Regions from separate parts of the Mus musculus genome. Here region 2 is linked to region 1. A link is a contact called in ENCODE Hi-C data. All regions are on one chromosome and are shown on one strand. The core of a region is the stretch at or near the end of the contact, and the rest is flanking DNA. Distances in the headings are between cores, read along the strand shown. Region 1 overlaps Uck2 (uridine-cytidine kinase 2). Region 2 overlaps Nuf2 (NUF2, NDC80 kinetochore complex component).

Region 1 (4,515 bases), core at 1,361-3,860:
TTTAGGGCATCTGGGGACAGAGACCCTGTGCTTGCAGTGCCTTGTCCCTTTTCCCACCGTCTGCTTCCTCATGCTCTCATTCCCTCGAGCCAGCCCTGGAGCAGATTCTCCACCAGGCTTCCTGAGAGCAGACCTGTGCTTTTGTTGAATCTGTGCATTCTCAGAAACCACAGAACTAACTGGGTGAGGAGCTGAGCGAAGCCATTTGATTCCAGTGGGAGGCTTGGGGGTGTGGTGGTGGTGAGGGGTTAGGTCATAGGGATGAGGTGCGATTGTGGTGCAGGCAATTAGAGAAAGTGCTCATTACCTATAGACACAACAGTGGCCTGCTCTGAGAGTAGCTTGTGGATGGAGCATACAAGAGAGAATAGATAGGAAGTAGCTTGGGCTAGGGATGTAGCACTCCCAGCTCCGTGGGCAGAGTGCTTGCCCAGCATCTGTGAAGTCTAAGTTCCATCCCCAGCATCACGTGAGCAGGTGTCCTCTATCTCTAATGCATCCTGGGAGGTAGAGGAAGGAGGATCAGAAGTTCAAGGTCATCTTTAGCTAGTTCAAGGCCAGCTTAGACCCTGTTTCAGACAGATCCTGGTAGGTAGATATGTGAGTTATTGGACATTCCAGTCCAATATTATATAATATTCAGCAAGAGCTGTCCATGGAAGCTGTGGAACAGAGAGAAGCTAGCCTAAGGGATTTTCCTGCTAAGGAACAATGGGGTGCACATTCACTTGGAGCCGCACTTGAGCTCTGGGAAGCAACAAAAGTATCCGTAAGTGATGGGGGGAGATTGGTGGGTGAGACCTTAGTTCCAGCAGGCAGATCCCTCTTCTGGCTTAGTGACGGTGGTGGCTCTAGTGATACCCAGGCAGGCTTGTGTTTCTTGATGGACCCCTCCTCTCTCAGTGCATCTGACTCGTCACCTGACCTACAAATGCAGCACTTTTCCTCACCTTATGGTTGCCAAAGGCAACATGGTACATAATAATAACAACAACAACAACAACAATAATAATAATAATAATAATAATAATAAATCAAAGCCAGGCTTCAATGCGCTAACACTCAGGCTTCAATGCGCATCAGATGTGTGGCCTTGGGCAGACTGTGTCTGAACCTTATTTTTTCCTAGCACACAGTCATCCGGGGATGAGTCCTTCAGTGACAGATTAGAGATGTTGCAGGGAGAGTGCCCAGAGGCGCAGGAGGTGATGGTCAGGGGGAGGGGCTGGCATCCTCTCTGCAGTCTAGCTGGGCCTCGGGAGAGTCTTGACTGACTGGCTTACTAACTGACCTAGCAGGTGGGACTCAATCCTAGAGAGACCTCAGAGGAGGCTAAACACGCCTAGGAAATTAGAATCAGATTTGGAGTAGTTGTAAAGTCTTGGCTTCTGACTAAAATCCGGTCATCAGGATCCAGGTTGACCAAAACCGTCTCCCTCCCTTTCCTGGCCTGGGATGGGGAGAGGGTCTCCATATGACTATGGGAAGTCCTTGAAGTGATGAGGAACCTGGGAGCTCTGCCTGCCTCTGCCTCTGCCTCCAAGGGTTGAGATTTAAAGGCATATGCACCCAGCTCCCCCGAGGTTCTCCTTGGTCAGTGACTGTCTGCCCGTTGCTGCCTGGGCAGACTGCTTGCCTCTTTGTTTCAGATGTGTTTTTACAAGTCCCCCCTCTGCAAAGCCCTGCCCTTCCTGGTGGATTTGTGGAGTTTTCTTACTTGTCATTTCTACAAGTTCCTTCTTTCAAGGTGTGACACAAATCACGCTTGGTGTATGCTTGGGATGCAGGGATCTTCAGGGTCGGGGGGACAGTGAGTGAGTAACAGGAGCAGATAGAGGCCTGGAGAAGATTCTGAGAGAGCTGGGTGCCAGGTTTCCACCCATCATTCCTAACCTAGGCTATGTGTGCTAGGTGTCTGACATACCAGCCAGGGAGAAGTGGGTCTTAGAATCCCGCAGGCCCCGCTAGATCACCTTACTCTCTGCATTTACTGAGTGCTTCTCTCTCTGCTCCTTCCTCCTGGTGGGCTCTTAAGCAGAAACGAGGCTTGGGCAGTTAGAGGCTTGGGCGGTTAGAGTGCCGCTGTCGGGCCCCTCTAGGCCAGACAGGGAGCTAGCAGACATTTAGCTTCCTGCACATTGCTTTGTTCCAACCCGAGTGTGGGGTTCAGGCTGGGCTGGGGTGGGGTGGGGTGGGAGTGTTGGTTTTTCTGGAGTTTCCGGTTTGTGCCAACATCTTGTTCTGACTCAGCCTTTGGTCTGGCTCCATTTCTTGGCAGTGGCCAAGGAGCAGGGCATTTCAAATGCAGTGTGCTGGCTGACCCCGGCCTGCCCTTGGCCATGGAGCCATCCTAGTCTGTTTAAGGTGACAACTTCTTTGAAGGCTCTTAGGGCGTTGGGTGACAGTGCCTTTTCTGTTATCGTATGTCCTCAATATCTGGGACCCGTGTCTTTGTGACTCTTCTTTTCCATCTGTCCCTTTAAAATACGCATCGCATGTGTCTGTGTTCTACTGGCCTCTCCCGGACCTTGCCTTAGCTGTCTGGGGTTCTGCAGGACTCCTGCGGCCCCTGCCCCCTCCCCTCACTGGCTGGTCTTAGCTTGAGGAGCCCCCTCCAGGTTGTGCCGGTATTGCAGTTGTCACAGGAGGGTAGGCTTGTTGAACCTACCGTGTGCCAGCTGCCATGCCGAAGATTTTCTGTGCCTCCCTGTCATCTTAACTAATAGCTTTATCGGGGCTGGGAATGGAGCTTGGTTCATAGATTGCTTGCCCAGTGGGCACAAGCTTGGATTCTTTCCCCAGCACTGCGTGAAAACGGAGCACAGCGGCCAGCTCCAGCTCTCGGGAGTTTAGGCAGGTGTGTGAGTTAGTTGAAGGTCATCCTCTGCTCCATATCAAGACCAGCCTATAGGCTCCGTGAGATTCCTCCCTCCCCCAGTTATAATCAGGATGTTACGTTGTCAGCTTCTTGTTTAAGGAAATGAAGACCCAAAAGAGGAGAAGTCACTTGTTTAAGGTCACAGGAGCAGGAGTCTCTAGGGACAGGACTCCCATCTAGGTCACGTTCCTCCAGATCCATAGTCATTAGATAAAGAGAGCCACGCAGTCCTGCTGGGTCACTTTCCCCCCAGAGCTGACTGCATGACTCACCGGCTTCTCTTATGACAGATGAAGTTACCAGGTCTGGCCTGCAGGCAGCAGCAGCAGCAGCAGCAGGTCTGTGTGGGGTGTGCCCACACGTGTGCGGGTGTGATCGTGTACGCATGTGCACACACACACATCACTACTTAGCGGCCTGGCTGAGATCTGGTAATCCCTGGGAATGCAGATAAAGAACGTAGCATGTTAATAGTCAGCTTTAAATGACAGCTGGGGCTGGCGAGATGGCCCAGTTGTTAAGAGCGCCGACTGCTCTTCCAAAGGTCCCGAGTTCAAATTCCAGCAACCACATGGTGGCTCACAACCATCCGTAACGAAATCTGATGCCCTCTTCTGGAGTATCTGAGGACAGCTACAGTGTACTTACATATAAGAAATAAATAAATAAATAAATAAATAAATAAATAAATAAATAAATCTTTAAAAAAAAAATGACAGCTGTGCAGAGGGCTGCGTTGGTCGACAGGCCCTCCTTCCTACCTCACTTCTCTAAGGGAAACTGAGCCCTGGGGAGGTCAGAGCACAGTGACAGAACCAAGATAGTCTGGCCCTTAAAACAGGTTTTTAAAAAGTGCTGGCTGCAGGTCCCTGACTAGAGGGACTGAGGGAGATCATAGACGTGGAAGGCGGTGACTCTGGATCCATCTGGGCTTCCTCCGTTTTCCGGCTTACTTTTGCCTGGAATGGGAGAGAACTCACCGGGGGCATTTCTATTCGCAAACTTCTGTGCCCGAGGTGAGCAGAAAGGGCTTTCCACCCCGGTGGGCAGGGGTTGAGGGGTGGGATGGTGGTGGTGGTGGTGGTGGTTGCTGTGGATTTGGGAACACTGGTGAGCATTCCGCCAGCCGCTGCCAGCTGCTCCCTGTTGTCGGACTCAGTGGGGGCGCCCTGCTCTTTCCTGGTTCTTGTAAAAATTCTGTTGGCTTGTGACAAGAAAGCTGCTTGTTGGTCTTGGTCAGGCAGCCTTTTATGTTCGAGAACACACCGTAGTAGAATTTGCTGGTAGTAAGACTTAACGCAACTTGTTTTTTCCTAAATCTGTTGTTGATCCATCCCAGGTCAAGAACCTGAAGTCCGGCTTCTCAGTCACGCGGGCGACCTGCATGGGCCCGGTCTGCTCCCTCACGAACCGTTTTCTTGATTTCTGTGTTTTGTTTTTCCTTCTCTTGCAGTATTGAGGGACATCAGCGAAAGAGGGAGGGACCTTGAGCAGATTTTATCACAGTACATTACGTTTGTGAAGCCTGCCTTTGAGGAATTCTGCTTGCCAGTGAGTTGTATTCTTTGTCTTTGCTAAATGTAAATCTTGATATTTAATGATTTCATCTTCTTTAAAGGATTATTATTATTATTATT
Region 2 (4,895 bases), core at 203-2,702, 2.3 Mb before region 1:
GGTTGTGAGCTGCCCTGTGGGGGCTGGAAATCAAACATGACCCTCTGGAGGACCGGTGCTCTGACCACTGAGCCATCTTTCCAGCACCTTGTCTATTTGTTTATTGAAACTTTAGATAGATATTTTTTAAATAAATGACCAGCTGATTATGCAGGTATTTTCTTCTAGTTTGTTGTTTGCCTTTTCAATTTTATACTTATCTTTAAAGAGCAAAATATCTTTCAGTTTTGAATATTTTGATTGATTTTCTTTAAAAATTGTATGTCTTACTAAGACTTCACTAGATCTACGTGGCTGAGATTTGCGTCCGAGTGCTTGGGGGGTATTGTCTTGTTTTGATTGTTTAATGTTTTAGTATTGTGTGCAGTGAGTCACTGTTCATATTTTCCCTTTTCATGGGAGTGGCACTACCTGTTGAGACGTCACCCTTTCCCCATGAACTTACTGTGACACTTTGTATAAAAAGGCATGACAGTGTGAGGCAGTCTTGCTTCAGACTTGGGACAGTGGATACCTGAGTTCTTTGCTAGTGTCAGTGCACAGGGATGCAGCCACTTTGGCAGTTTCTAGCAAAATGAAACCTGTTCCTACCGGATGATCCAGGAGTTGGGCTCCTTTGTATCTACCCAAAGGGGCCCCAACTGTTCACATAAAGACACACACAGCGATGTATGTAGCATAGTTTCTAAGTCTCAGAAACCATCATGGCTTTCGGTGCATCAGTATACAGACTACATCCCAGCAGTGGAATGTTAGGTAGTGTTAAATGGAAATGAGCTATCAATCCATGAGAAAGCATAGGTGCACATTGTAATGGAAAGGGGCCAATCTAAAAAGGCTCTGTAATCGTGTGATGTATAAGAGAGGGAAAACATCAGTAATTGTGAGCCTTCACAGAGGAGGAACAATTAACTAGAACGCAAGACCATTTTAGGATAGTAACCCCTCCGTGTTACTACAGTGGTGGTATGTGCCTGCCATTCTGCAGTTGTCACATCCCACAGACAGTACAGCAGCAGCGAGCACGTGTGTGTACATGCAGAGAGATAATGATGTGTTAGTGCACATTTTCTCTACGCCTTATTCCTAACAACAGTGCCACTCACACAGATGCTGGGAGAGAGGGTCTGACAGGTGGGATACTGGGAACTACCAAATCCTTACTCAGATTTTGCTATGGATGGAAAACTTCTGAAAAATAAAGATGTATGTCCTACACGAATTGGATGTTTTTCTGGGCTTGCTATTCACTAGGCTCTGCCTTAGTTCCGTCTGCATATCCAGTTTCCTAGAGCACTCATCTCGGTGTTTGTCTTTACACCATCCTTCCTGCCTTAGATTGAGACTTGAAATCAGGCAGATGGCACTCGTTCATCTGTTACTGTGCATCCAGGCAGGCTCTGTATCCCGATGTGGGAGCTGGGGAGGTGGAGCCTGTGCTGTGCTGCTTGCTTCTTTGTTGAGTTGCCCCTCTGTCACTTCCTCTGTGGTTTCTGATGCTCTCCTCTCTGGAGTAGACCTGCATGCCATACTGCGGAGGACACAGCATCGTAGCCTGCCGCTCTACTTGTTGGATCCAGTGTGCATTCACATGTGTTCTCTTGCACAGCATGCGTTTGCACGTTGTCACCGAGTAGGGCACACTGCACGCTTGGACCAGTTGGTTAGGAGCGTTCCTTCAGATTTTTTTTTGGTTGCTGTATTGAATGAGTAATGGAGATCTTAAAATCTTTTGTGAATTTATTACTTTCACTCTCACTCACTGCCTTTTAACTGGAGTGCTTAGCTCAGTTGTGTTAAATGTTATTGATATGCTTAAATTTACCTTTAATCTTTTTGTTTCTTTCTTACAATATTTATCTATTTCCACTTTCTTCATCTTGTTGTATTTTGACTACTGGATTTTTTTTTTTTTAAAAAATCTTTGAAAAAAGGTTTACTTATCGTGTGTGTGTGTCGGTATAGGAGTGTGGGCCTTTGTGTGTTCTGTATACCATGTGTATGCATAGTGCCCATGGAGGCCAGGAGAAGTTGTTGGATCCCTGGAGGTAGAGTTCCATGAGGTTGGGAGTACCACGTGGGTGCTGGGAACCTAACTCGGGTCGTCTGCAAGAGCAGCAAGTGCTCTTAGCTTCTGAGCCATCTCTCTGGCTATTCTTATATTCAGACTCTCACTGTGTATCTCAGGCTCTCCTAGAAACTGAAATACTCCGGCTTCAGCACCTTGAGTACTGGATTCCCAGTGTGTCCTGCCATGCCTGCATCACATTTAGTGTTAAACATCTCATTCTCTTAAGTATGGCAGTCTAGGTTAACAGCATTCTAGTGCCTGTAAGGTGTGCTAACATTGTTGAAAACAGTATCTACAAGGAAGACCAGTAATAAAAACCCTTGATACAAGAAGGGGAAATTTATTGCTGCATTATATTCTGGCTCCCTTATTCCTGAAAAGAAACCCACTCATATTCTTTGTCTTTATTCCATTTAGTGTGTCTGTCTTATTTTCTTGTCTTTGCTTTTAAATTTTATTATGACTTCCTAGCTACTTGAGTGAACTGTGGGCTTCTGGGAAATTTTGTGGTTGTTAGTTTTCCATACTGTTTATAGCTTTTGTAAGACTGAGACATTGCTCTCCTGTCAGATAAAAAATAGTTGTTCCTCCTTTTTGTGGGATTTCATCACAGACTTGGGATGCTTCTGATCTGCCTCTGCTCACAGGGGGCTGTCTGACTCCCCCTGCTGGCCTCTGCTCACAGGGGCTGTCGGACTCCCCCTGCTGGCCTCTGCTCACAGGGGGCTATCGGACTCCCCCTGCTGGCCTCTGCTCACAGGGGGCTATCGGACTCCCCCTGCTGGCCTCTGCTCACAGGGGGCTATCGGACTCCCCCTGCTGGCCTCTGCTCACAGGGGGCTGTCTGACTCCCCCTGCTGGCCTCTGCTCACAGGGGCTGTCTGACTCCCCCTGCTGGCCTCTGCTCACAGGGGCTGTCGGACTCCCCCTGCTGGCCTCTGCTCACAGGGGGCTGTCGGACTCCCCCTGCTGGCCTCTGCTCACAGGGGGCTATCGGACTCCCCCTGCTGGCCTCTGCTCACAGGGGCTGTCTGACTCCCCCTGCTGGCCTCTGCTCACAGGGGCTGTCGGACTCCCCCTGCTGGCCTCTGCTCACAGGGGGCTATCGGACTACCCCTGCTGGCCTCTGCTCACAGGGGGCTGTCTGACTCCCCCTGCTGGCCTCTGCTCACAGGGGGCTGTCGGACTCCCCCTGCTGGCCTCTGCTCACAGGGGCTTTCGGACTCCCCCTGCTGGCCTCTGCTCACAGGGGCCTGTCTGACTCCCCCTGCTGGCCTCTGCTCACAGGGGCTGTCTGACTCCCCTGCTGGCCTCTGCTCACAAGGGGCTATCGGAATTCCCCTGCTGGCCTCCATCCCACAGCTTTTCTTCCAGTCCACTGACGCTCTCATCTCTAGGTCCAATATGCTGTTGCTATCCTTTCGGACATAATTTTTATTTAGGTAGCTTCTTTCTCAGCTTTCAGAGTTGGATTTGGGTATTTTAAGGAACTGTCTTTTACCTTCGTAAGATTCCATGTTTTTGAGCAGATGGGCATTTTCATGACCCAGTTTACAATACTTGCCATTGGTGCTATTTCAAGGTATTTCAATATTGTTTTCTTTTTATAGACCACATTATTCTAGTTTTGCTTTTTATTTTTCTTAGATTGCAAACTTTATGCTATTTAATGCTGGATGCTTTTGTTTATGACTTTAAGTATTTCTGGTTGTTGTCTTACCGTAGTAGTTTCTTTTGTGTCCATACACTGTAGGTCTCGAGACCTCCAGGACCTCCTTTAACTTTCACAACCCGGACTCTGGGAGTTCTTAGTCTCACCAATTCTAGTTGCTGTGGCCTCTCCAACTCCAAAATCTAATCGTCTTGACTCCGTAAGAGCCAGGAAGTCCGCTGGTGTTTTCTGGCTAGGGCAGGTGCATCCACAGGGCTTCCGTCTCAGCTTTGAAGGCACTTTCTGTTATGCATTCCATGTCCTCTGCTCTCCGAAGTTTTTGCTTTATTTATATTTGGTTTTCTGTTTGTTGTAAATTTAGAGGGTTGTGGCCTTTGCCCTCTGTATAACCAAAACCAGTTTGCTTCTCCTGCCCCCACTTTCTTTCCATCCCATCTCTTCCTTCCTAAATACAAAGGTAATTCCAGTCTGAGTGACACAGACATTCCACACTTTGGTAAAGCATACAGTTTTATGTGCTTTAAGCGAAGTCATAGGGAAGAAGTGATAGTTTTATACTCTGATATTTCAGTGGTTTATAGTTTTATTTTCTATTTTAGGAACAAACCGGACAAGTCGTTTTTTAAGTGGCATTATCAACTTTATTCACTTCAGAGAAACGTGCCTGGAGAAGTGTGAAGAATTTCTTTTGCAAAATGTAAGATTTAAGTATATTTGTTACATATACATCAGGCCAACAATCTCATGTATGAATTATTAATTTGTTTTGAAAATTTGTCACATATTCAATTATTACATGCTTGTTACAATTTAATTTGGTTTTATATTATAGTAAGGTAGACATTAGTTTTGGGATGATACTTTGAAATCATATATTCTTGATAACAGAGAAGATAAACGTTTTGTTTTAATGTTGTAGTTGAGACATTATTCCTTGCATTAGGAAATAGTTTTTTTTTTTTTTTTCCAAGATGGTTGCAAGATGCATAGTGTTCTTCAAATAACCGAGATATCTGAAATTGGGTTCCTTTTAAGCAGGGAAAAGCTGGACTTTGTTATCCTTCCTGCCTAGCTTCACAGTAGAAGCTATAGTTTCCCGCTATCACGTTGGCAGACTTTTTCACTGTACAGGGTACAGACTTTATGAAGGTT

What was found. Hi-C counts contacts between places; a loop is a spot of excess contacts on that map.
Region 2: a map of T-helper 1 cell shows a loop between it and region 1 (7-fold over the local background). The contact joins two enhancer-like sites. A Hi-C loop is called at or near these places in 2 of 37 maps with a recorded cell type or tissue (T-helper 1 cell and T-helper 2 cell).

What each region holds. Positions count from the first base shown.
Region 1 is chr1:167,229,807-167,234,321 of GRCm38, reverse strand. Uck2 (uridine-cytidine kinase 2) reads left to right here. Exons shown (of 7, transcript NM_030724.3): 5 at 4,332-4,429. Among named protein-coding and RNA genes, the nearest start is that of Gm46170, 35 kb to the left of the region's middle. Within about 2 kb of position 2,610, at least 1 of the 3 ENCODE cell types and tissues checked has a DNase peak (open chromatin) inside an H3K27ac peak, as active enhancers do.
Region 2 is chr1:169,516,106-169,521,000 of GRCm38, reverse strand. It overlaps Nuf2 (NUF2, NDC80 kinetochore complex component), which reads left to right. Exons shown (of 15, transcript NM_001355159.1): 7 at 4,343-4,440. Among named protein-coding and RNA genes, the nearest start is that of Nuf2, 13 kb to the left of the region's middle. Within about 2 kb of position 1,452, at least 1 of the 3 ENCODE cell types and tissues checked has a DNase peak (open chromatin) inside an H3K27ac peak, as active enhancers do.